Regions from separate parts of the Homo sapiens genome. Here region 1 is linked to region 2. Evidence: read pairs that join two places in POLR2A ChIA-PET (ENCODE). Cell type or tissue: PC-9. All regions are shown on one strand. Links, peaks and the distances in the headings refer to the core of each region. The heading gives the core; the rest is flanking DNA.

Region 1 (5,378 bases), core at 125-5,124, 1.2 Mb after region 2:
GTTTGTAAATATTATTAACTATTTTAGTCACATAAATATGCCATAATGCAACCACAGTAAGTATATGACATGTCTTTTAATCAGAATAATCAGAATAAAGCAAAAAATGACCATATTTCACAATATTAATGTATTCACGTGTTTTATAGGTTATACACATCTATTATGATTTGATATTACAAGATACTCTGCATTTTCTTATATAGCTTGGGTTTGCTTTCTCCATCTTAGATGTAGTTTTTAATTATTGTTTTTGAAGCTGGTTTTAATACAATAAGATGCTTAATTGTACGTTTGGTAGAAAATTATAAGCACAACAATTTGAAACAGCTTTCAGGCTACTAGCATTTCCCAAAACCCTTGAAAAAATGCCTGTTTACTACCAATTTTAAACCAGATAAATTTCATTTCAAGAGAAAATGTTTTCAAGTTTCTTTTTTTTTTGAGACGGAGTCTCCTCTGTCACCCAGGCTGGAGTGCAGTGGCGTGATCTCGGCTCACTGCAAGCTCCGCCTCCCTGGTTCACACCATTCTCCTGCCTCAGCCTCCCGAGTAGCTGGGACTGCAGGCACCTGTCACCACGCCCGGCTAATTTTTTTGTATTTTTTTAGTAGAGACGGGGTATCACCGTGTTAGCCAGGATAGTCTCGATCTCCTTACCTCGTGATCCACCTGCCTCAGCCTCCCAAAGTGCTGGGATTACAGGCGTGAGTCACCACGCCCGTCCGTAGGTTTGGAGTTCATTATAAAGAATAACTTTACAATTGTCAGAGCTATTGAGAAGTGGAAGTAGACATTCCCAAGAGAGGCTTTCAGGTTGGGGGCTGAGCCTTGGTTGTATGATTGGACTCAGTGATCTTTGTGGGACCTTCTAATCTTGGAATTCTCATCTTAACCAATGCTGCTTTTTTTCTTTTACTTTTTAAAACTGTGGTACATACAGTAAAGTACAAAAATCAATGAATTTTTACATAGATATATATGTGCCTGTGAATATTTTCGTCACTCTAGGAGGCTCTTCAGTCATTACCTTCTCTCTCCCCACGAGAGATAACCACTATTCTGATTTCTGTCACTATACGGTTGTTTTACTTGTTATTGAGCTTCATATAAATATATTCATAGAATATTTATTCTCGTGGGTCTGGCTTCTTGGCTCATCATTATATCTATGAAATTCATCCATGTTGCATGTAGCAGTAGTTCAATCTGTATAGTATTCCACTGATTTCATTGTAGGACTATATCATAACATATCCATGCTACTGTTGATGGACACATGGGTTGGTTCCACTTTGAGGCTATTATTTAAAAAGCTGCTATGAACATTCGCATACATGTCTTCTGTTGGTTATATACACTCATTTCTCTATGATATATTACTAGGAATGGAGTTGCTGGTTCATAGGATAGGTGTATTTTAACAGATATTGCTAAATAGTTTTCCAAAATGATTGTCCCCATTTAGATTCCCAGTAGCACCGTCAGAGAATTTCAGTTCCTCTCCATCCTTGCTACCACTGTGTATTGTCATTTTTTTTTATTTTAGCCATTCTGGTGGGTATATAATACTGTCTCTTTTTCTATAGCTATTGATCATTTGGATAGTCTCTTTATGAAGTGCTTGCTTTGTATTTAGCCCCCTTTTTTAAAAAAATGGGTCATTTATTTTTAATCTTAGTGATATTTAGGAGTTCTTCGTATATTCTAAATATGAGTCTTTAGGGAATATATGTATTACAAATATAATTTCCCAGTCTGTGGCTTGCCTTTTTACTCCTTTAACATGATCTTCTGATGAACAGACATTCTTAACTATAGTGAACTCCAATTTGTCACTTTTCTCTAATGTGGTTAGTGCTTTGTCCTCTTTAAGAAATCTTTGCCTAGCCTAAGATCATGAAGACATTTAGACCAACAATTCTTAAATTGTGGTATTAAACTAGATAATAGTGAACTTTTGTTGGTTTACACACACAAAAAGAAGTAAATGGATAGAAATGTACTGTTTTCTCCCATAATTTATTTTGAAACCTTGGGTATTAACTATAAATAAGTAGATAATGATGTTACTTAAATCTGAAATTTATTAACTGAGAAGGTGTCAGTTAGGATAGGCTAGGTTATTGCTATTTATATTGCTGTGGTAATAAACAACCACAAAATCTCAGTGGCTTTCTTTTCTCACTTATGCTATTTGTCCAAAGTGAGTCAACATGGGGCTATGCTATTTGTGGTCACTTAGACAACCAGGCGGATGTAAACTACATTATAATATATACTTCCACAGTCACTGTATTCAGGGGAAGGAAACATGGCAAATTGCTTATAGACTCAGATTTTCTGCCCAGAAGAATCATATGTCACTCACTTTCATTGCCCATGAGTTACATGGTCCTTGTGTCTTCTCTGAGGCAGTGAGGAAGTTTCCTCTTATGTTTCTGAAAGGAGATCTAAATATTTTTGAATAGCCATAGTGACTATCACAGTAAACATTTGTAAGTTACTTAACCCCTCTGTGGATCAGTTTGTTCACTATAAAATAGGTGCTAATGATAATATCTACTTGATACGGCAGATGTGTGGATTAAGTGGTATCATACACGTATAGCTCTTAAAATAGTGCCTGGTACTTAGTAAGCAATAAATTCTTGCTGCAATTATTGCTATCATTATTGTTATTAGGCTCTTACTATATGATGACACCATACTACCTGCTTTATTTACACAGATTACTTCTTGAGATAACTTCTATATAGTATGTACTATTACTCTTCTCATTTATAGGATAAGAAAACCTTGGTTTGGAGCTTTTGACTAGCTTGCCCAAGTTCCACAGCTAATACGTAAAAGATGAGATTGGAATCTAGGCAGTCTGACTCCAGAGCCCTCAGTATAAACTGAGACTCCCTCCCAGATAGCAAATAAATATGAACAGAATTCAGAAGTGCATACCATGCTTAGAGAACTCTGTGTTTGTTTGTGTACATATATGTTTATGGTTGTGATTTTATATTGAATTTTTAATATATTCCTATTTTCTGCTAGTTTGTTAGTGTTTCTAGTTCATATAATTAAATATACTGTTTCTCAGTATTCTATGTAGTCTGACAGCTAAACAAATTTGAAGTTGATTTTGTTCTTCATGAACAGGTGAAAAAACTTGAGCCAGAGTCATTTAGTGATCCCAGAAACCAGTTAGTTGGTAGTATATCCTGAACTCAAAGTCAGATTTCCTGACTTCGATTCAGAGCTCTTCCTACTGCCTCAGGTTGTCTCCTTGTAGTTTATGCAGCATATCATCCTTTATCAAATATTTGAGATGCTTTTTGTCTCCAAATTTTGAGTGAATTTGTTGTAGAAATCACAGTTAAGCTTTTTTTCCCTCATAGCTCACATTACTACATCTTGATTGTAATTTATCAACTTTGTCTTTTAAATATTCTAATGTTACTAAACACCCAGGGCCAAATTAAATATTTGGACAGAGTTTCTAGTAAGAATAAATGCCTCCAGAGAAGCTTCTGTGGAAAAATATTGTAATGATGAGCTTGAGAGTACCAATAACTTTTCTTTTTCGTGTAAGGCAATTTAGAGTCCAATTTCTGAAGGCACAGAGATGCCAGTGGAATTAGAGATGAATCAAACACATTACATTTTAGGTTTATCTTAAGGTATATTGGCAAGAAGTAAAACAACAACTTACCAAAAGCTTGTTACTTTTCCTGCCAGTGACATAAGAATGTACATATAACAACCTCAGATATATTGTAATTTTCAGAGTTAAACCTCTTAAGGAAATGCTGAGCTCATTTTCCTGGTCTGTTTTCCCATAATTAAATGGTATTCTTGTTTGATAATTTCAGTGTATTTTCATGTAACTTATCTGGAAAGTTAATAGGACATAAATTGAGTTAGAACTTCTCAATATATTGCTATATAGTGGAGATATTCAATAAGGAAGTCACAACACTTTTTTCCCCTCAGTATCAAAATATGTCAGTTATCTGTCAAGAAAATGAACTGAATCTGTGCTGTGTGTTATTGCACTCATGGGGAAATACTGTTTTGAGGCTACATGATCCTTGTCCTGGCCTCGTGCAATTTAAAACATTAATTCTTGTGTTAAAATAAATACTGCTTTATAAAACTGACTGCAGAATTTAAGGGAATTTTTAATATAAAGCATGAGGTTTATAAATTGTGCCCTTACTCTCCCTGCTAGACATGCGTACTCTTCTCTGCCCTATAGTCCTAATTCTGATGAGAGAGAGAAAGAATATATCATTAGCAACTATCTTTAAGGCATCTTTCAGCAATAAGCTAGAAACTCCTTGTTTGTTTGTTTTTGAGATGGAGTCTTGCTCTGTCACTCAGGCTGGACTTAGAAATCCTTCTAATGGTGTTTTTCTGGAAAGGGGAGTATGGAGAGTCTGGCAAAAAGGGAATTTTAGCTCTACGTGTAGCCATATTTTTTTTACAAAAAAGAAACTAAGTATTGCATGTGAAATTAAAATTTAATTTTAAAACATCTGTGATCCTTGATGGCACTTTTCCTCTTTCTTTAAAGTAACAAAACCATACTGCTGAAGGTTGAGTTTAAAACAAAGATTGGAAAGTAATTATTCATAATTTCACCACCCTGACATAACTACTTTGAACTTTTTTTTTTTTTTTTTTTTTTTGAGACAGAATCTCGCTCTGTAACCCAGGCTGGAGTGCAGTGGTGTGATCCCTCATCACTGCAACCTCCACCTCCCAGGTTTAAGCGATTCTCCTTCCTCAGCCTCCAGAGTAGCTGGGATTATAGGCTCCTGCCACCATACCGGGCTAATTTTTGTATTTTTAGTAGAGACAGGGTTTCACCATGTTGTCCAGGCTGGTTTTGAACTCCTGACTTTAAGTGATCTGCCCACCTCGGCCTCCCAACACTTTGAACATTTTGATGTGTTTCCTTCCAATCTTTGTTCTTATATATCTATTTTTTATGATGATGATGATGATGATGATGATGATTATTATTATTATTATTATTATTATTATTAAGTTAGGGTCTCACTCTGTCACCCAGACTGGAGTGCAGTGGCACGATCTCACCTCACTGCAACATCCACCTCCTGGGTTCAAGCTATTCTCCTGCCTCAGCCTCTGGAGTAGCTGGGATTACAGGCGCCCACCACCATGCCTGGCTAATTTTTGTATTTTCAGTAGAGACAGGGTTTCACCATGTTGGCCAGGCTCGTCTTGAACTCCTGACCTCAAGTGATCCACCCATCTCTGCTTCCCAATACTTTGAATATTTTGATGTATTTCCTTCCAATCTTTTTTCTTATGTATTTATTTATTATTATTATTATTACGACAGGGTCTCACTGTGT
Region 2 (5,378 bases), core at 295-5,294:
CACCTGGGGCTTGGGCCTGCCCCGTGTTGTTCTTTCTGCAGGTCTAAGCACTCCCGGTACAGCTGCTCTCCGCAGCACCTCCTCTGTCTCTCTCATCAGGGTCATTGGCTTTAGAGCTAACAGCACAGCCCTTGTTGTCCCTCAGCCAATGACCTATAAGACCCTGAACGCCAGATGCCACATTTGAGCACACAGGGGAGCCAAGATCTGGGCTTGGAGGTTCCACAAAGAAACCAAGCCTTTAAAATACTCCTGCACATTCTAGGAGTGCTCTGAAGCTTTCAGTCCTGCCTGGCCCTCCTGCTCCTCCTCTCTCTGCAGCCCCCATAGTGGGCAACTTCCAGGAGGAGGAGGAGGGAGGCAGGGGCAGAAGGGAGAAAGCAGGTCAGAGTTGAAGGCCACTTGGGGGAAACTGATAGGCTATGTGTCACCAGCAGGATGTCACGGGGTCTGCAGTGTCCCTGCTAACCCTCCTGGAAACTAAGGTAGGGGATATCTGGATAGGGCAGGCCCAGGCCTCCCATAGAGGTGCCAGACACACACCCTGGGAGCAGGTGCAGATGCTTCTCCGTCCAGCCCTGGGATCCCCCTGCCCACTCTTCCCTGCTTCTTCTGGGGTGTCTCCTGGGTACCTCCCGGCTCTGTGGATACTGCCTGCCCCAGCCTAGGCACATTGTTTCACAGCCAGCCCCAGAGCATCAACAGCAAAGCCAGTGCCTCCAAGGCAAAGGGCAGAACACAGGGCTGGCGAGGAACACACATGATTCACAGCCTCGCATGGTCCAGGGACACAGGGCATCCCCCAGCTGATCTCTCCTTGACCAGGAACTGTGTCCAGGGAGGGATTTTCATGACATTAGAAATTATGGCTGGACAAGCTGAGAGCACTGTAGGCTACTCTGGAGATGAAGTAAGGGCAGTGCTTGTTGCTAACTAACTGTGACCTTCAGGCCAGCGAGGCTCTGAGGCCCACCTCATGCACAGGACACAGACAATCCAGGGATTAACCTACAGACATGAGCTGTGAGTCACAGAGCCTCGGGAGGGCCGTGTGTTTTGCAGGGTGGGGGAGGGCAGCCCAGGAGGGCGGGGTGCCAGCCCCAGCCGTGAGGAGGAAGCAGCTCCACAATCTCAACAGTTGCCAGCAGGTCACAGTCAGACAACGCCAAGCAGCTTCTGTTTAGACTTGCTGTAGCACAAATCATTTTTAAAACCTAGGCTGCAGAGTTCCAGGCTTTGGGGCCTGCCAAGTTCACAGTGCCCCTGTGTAGTCATTAATACTTCTCTCCCAAATTTATTAGTCTTGAAGCTCGCCCATAACTTATGAATTACAGCCCCTGGTGGGAGTGCCACGGATTTCACCATATATCACAGGGAACCTTCGCGTCCCCCACGCTGCTGCAGCATCCAGAGACACTGCCGCAGGGGTGCATGCGGCCAGCCTGCTCTGTGCCAGCCTCTGCCAGGCAGCCCCAGGGGAGGGAGCTGAGCTGGCACCAGTGCTTGTCCTTGGAGAGGAGCGGGCCTGGCTGATCATGAAGGCAAGGCTTTCCACTGGCCTCTAAATGTGTGGGCCTGACCGGGACACTGGGGACCCCAGGAACCCCAGGGCTGTAGGACTAGATCTGAAAGAGCCTCAGGCAAAGTAGCATTTGAAGCAACCGGAGGGACATGGGTTTAGAACTGAGGTCTGGGTTTGAATTTCAACTTGACTTTGAACAAGTTACTTCTGTGATCAGGGCTGGCTTCATGGATGCATGACCTGTGTGGTCACACAGGGCCCTAACTTTGGTTCACTGCTCTGCTGTTACCCTCTTGAAATTCTTAATACTTTTAAAACAAGGGACCTAGAAATTATGTAGCTGGTCCTGTCTCAGTCTTAGTGTTTTCAAAATGAAACAGGTGTAGAAGTTCTTCACTGAGAAGGATTGAGCATTTAGTCATATGCACAGCTCTCATCCCTTGTATACAGTAGGCGCTCAGTGAATATTAGTGCCCTCCCTTGGTGAGGGCTGCCAAGCCATGGAAGAGCAAGTTGGAGTTTAGGAGCAGGAGCCCAAACCAGGAATCAGAGCCTTGCCCTGGGCTTTGGGGCCTGGGTCTGCACAGGGCATGTGGTTGGCGCCCCATGCCCCTCTGCCACACCACAGTCCATGCAGCCTGGCCAGTCCCCACCACCTCCAGGAAGCCTGGCCCAGCTGACTCACCACCCTTTCTCTCCACCTCTGCCTCCTTGCTGGGCAGGTCGGGGGCTCCACCCAAGGGGTAAAACCCACATAATGAGCATTGGCACCGCTGCACTTGACGGGCTTTTAGGAGGATTAGTCAGGTTGGGTTTGCAAAGTGCTCACACCCTGGGAAGAAAGGCGCCAGGCAGCAGAGAGCAGCTGCCACAGAAAGCACTGAGACTTTGGAGCCAGGGGTTCAGGGAGGCAAGGGATGGCCCTGGGCTAAACATTCATGATCTCAGGGACTCTTTCCAGTTCACCAGCAGAGTAGGCATTTGCTATCCCCATTTTATGGATGAAGAAGCTGAAGCTCAGAGTGGCTAAGGGATCTACCTAAGGCCACACAGCATGTGCCCTGCAGAGCCGGGTTGGCCCTGGGTCTGTTTTGTTCTGAAGCCTGTGTTTGTGCCCATTCTTTCCTGCCCCTCCACGGACTGCACAGCACAGTCCCTTGGGGGTTCTTCCTGTGTGTCTCTAGGACTCCTCAGGGCTGAATCAAAGCAAACTCCCGGGGGCAGGGGCTTATTCTTAGATGGAAGGTGGGCAGCCCTGTGTGAGGCCAACAGTGTGGCCCATTCCCAGCCATAAACATCTGTGTCTGCCTCCCTTGCCACCCCTTCGCTCCCAGATCCCCCAGTCTCTCTGTAGGAGGAACCAGGGTGGGCAGTGAGACTTCCTACTGAGTGTGTGGTGACTCCATGGCTCCCTGGAGTAGGGGTGGAGGCTGGGAAGTCCCACAGGCCTCTGATCCAACCATAGTCTTCTGTCCAGTCCAGCCTAATGGTACTTGGCATATGCCAAACTCCATGCCAAGCACCAGGGAGACAGTAAAATGTGGCTTCTGCCCTCCAAGGCCCTTGGTCCCCCTCTGTGGGTGAAGACAGAACCGCAGCCCAAGTGTTCAGTTCTGGAAGAAGAGGATCCACCAGCCTGCATGACACAAGACAACAGGCAGGCCCGGCCTCAGCACCATTAGAGAAGTCCAGGCCAGCCTGGCTCTCAGACTCACGCCTTAAAGCTCACTCCAAGGCCCTGTGTGGGTCCAGGTCTGGAGCAGAGGGAGTAGGGACAGGGAGAGCAAGTGCAGACTGAAAAGACCCCTCATGGCCACCTAGGGACCTCGGCTCTGTGTCAGGCACATCCCGGGAGCAAGTAATCTAATTCATTGAACCCACAGGCAGGGCAGGAGTCCAAAGGGTAAACCATGAAGTCCAATCTAGGACTGGTCACAGGGCCAGGGGTCCCTCAACTGGTCACAGACTTGGTGGAAGTCAAAGTTGTTGGTAAGAGAGAGGCACTAAAAAGTGCCAGGGAACCAGTCACCAAGATGGAGGCGGATGGAGAAACCGAGTTCTATTTTGGACATGTTGAGTCAGAGGTAGCTGGAGGCCAGCCAGGAGTTGTCCGGGGACGGTCGGCCAGACCAGTCCGAAGCTCAGGAGGGATGTCTGGGCTGAAGGACTCAACTATGTAGGCAACACAGAGAAAGGAGAACGATCTAATACCTTGATAGACTGAGCCAGGACTCAGGATGTCTCCAGCAGGCTGACCCTCTGGGCTGAGCCCAGCAAGCTGATGTTTGCCCAGGGTGATGAGCCCTCCTTGGGGGTTACAATGAGTACAGGGTGGGGAAGGCCTGGTCTGGCCTCAGCTCCTGCAGAGAAGACCTGGGTGTCCGTGCTGGCCACAAGCTCCACATGAGTTGGCAGAGGAGGGCAGTTTCTGAACACGCTCGGAGGATGTGAGGGTGCATTAGGGCAGTGTGATCACATCGGATCTCGGGGCACTTGGCACAGTCTATTCAATAATCACGGCCTTTTAGCACAGGGGCAGGGAGATCAGTGTGTGAAGTGCGGACCCCTAGGTCTGGAGCTTTGAGAGTAAACACTAGTCCCTCCCTCCCATTCTGGTCACAGCTGGAGCCCATAGTGAAACGTTCAGGGTGGAAAGGCTGGGAAACCAGGGAGGGGTAGAGAATGCACAGGGGCTTTCCAAGGAAAGGAGACTTCCCAGGAGGGATGTGAGGGGCTTTTTAGGTGGTGGAAGGGCTGTCATGTAGACCGTGAGTAGAAATGGGCTTGTCCTTGGTACCTGTGTGGAGGGCAGGACCAGGACCTGTAAGCCTCACACATAGTAGGCCTTCCTGATTAAATGCTAATGGGCCGTTTGACCAGGAGTTGACGTCCCTGGAAGGCCCCGACTGTGCTCCCCGCAGACAGGGACTCCTGGGCTCAATACATGGCAGAGGGTGGGCTCACTGTGACTCCACTGAGCACAGATGAATGAGAAGCTGCCCAGGAGCTGATGACCAGAGCTGCTCCACTTCCTTAGAGGTGTGCAGGCTGTGGTGGAGACAGCCCTCTCAGGCCGGTATCCAGGGGACTCCTGTACTGGGGACTGGCCAAGATGCCTCCAGTCCCTTCGCACTCCGCTGTGACTCTGTCACCTCTTGGAACTTCAGAACCATCTGCCTGGCCCCATCACAATCTGAAAGAGCCTCGCCAGCGCCATCGGGGTACAGATGAAGAAACTGAGGCCCAGAGAGGGGATGGGACCTGCTTGAGCCCCCATGGCAGGCCAGTGGCAGCACAAGGACAACTCAGCATCTGGGATTTTCTCATTTACCCTGGCCTCCTCCTGCAAGTGGCTCTTGGGTTAAGGTTTCGCTGCTCTGTGGATACTTTAGCTGAGCTCATTGTCCTACTCACATCACATGGCCCTCTGGAGTCCCTGCGGGTGTGGTCTCAGGATAAAACCAAGATTGACCAGATCCCCCAACCTGGCCCACAGGGCCTGGGGGTCCTGAGCCTCCAGCTTGCAGGGATCAGTTACCCCTGGCTTCCCAGGGCAGCAGCCAGGCTAGACAGCATTGGCAGTACACACAGCGTATGGATGCCCAGCTGCAAGAAGAGTGTAGCTGGCTGATGAGGAGCAGGGCCTGGAGCCAGCCCGGGGCCCTCCCTCAACCCCAGCGTTAGTGCAAAACACACCTCTGACTGCAGGCATTTAAAGATCAAAAGAGGCCAGAAAAGCTTTTAAGAGCCAGGCCCTTCTGTGCTGCCTCCAGCCTCCCAGGGTCAGGGCAGACTGGCTTCTGCAGCTCACAGGTGTGCCTGGGAGGGGCCCTCAGAACACAGTGGGTCTGCTGAC

Evidence for each region. Peaks named below come from ENCODE experiments on the same cell type or tissue, not always from the same donor. Only the 100,000 strongest peaks of a DNase experiment are listed, where the experiment ranks them.
Region 1: POLR2A ChIA-PET joins it to region 2 with 16 read pairs; 2 of 35 experiments call an interaction of 5 or more read pairs at or near these places.

The regions. Positions count from the first base shown.
Region 1 is chr15:77,438,366-77,443,743 of GRCh38, forward strand. All of the region lies in intron 1 of HMG20A (high mobility group 20A), which reads left to right. Among named protein-coding and RNA genes, the nearest start is that of HMG20A, 20 kb to the left of the region's middle. In PC-9, for the core only: no CTCF peak of the experiment used is centred there; a DNase peak (open chromatin) is centred at 2,196.
Region 2 is chr15:76,195,644-76,201,021 of GRCh38, forward strand. All of the region lies in intron 9 of TMEM266 (transmembrane protein 266), which reads left to right. Among named protein-coding and RNA genes, the nearest start is that of ETFA, 110 kb to the right of the region's middle. RefSeq lists enhancers at 435-996, 997-1,556, 1,557-2,116, 3,316-3,960, 3,961-4,604. In PC-9, for the core only: no CTCF peak of the experiment used is centred there; DNase peaks (open chromatin) are centred at 1,078 and 2,288; H3K27ac peaks cover 2,058 bases.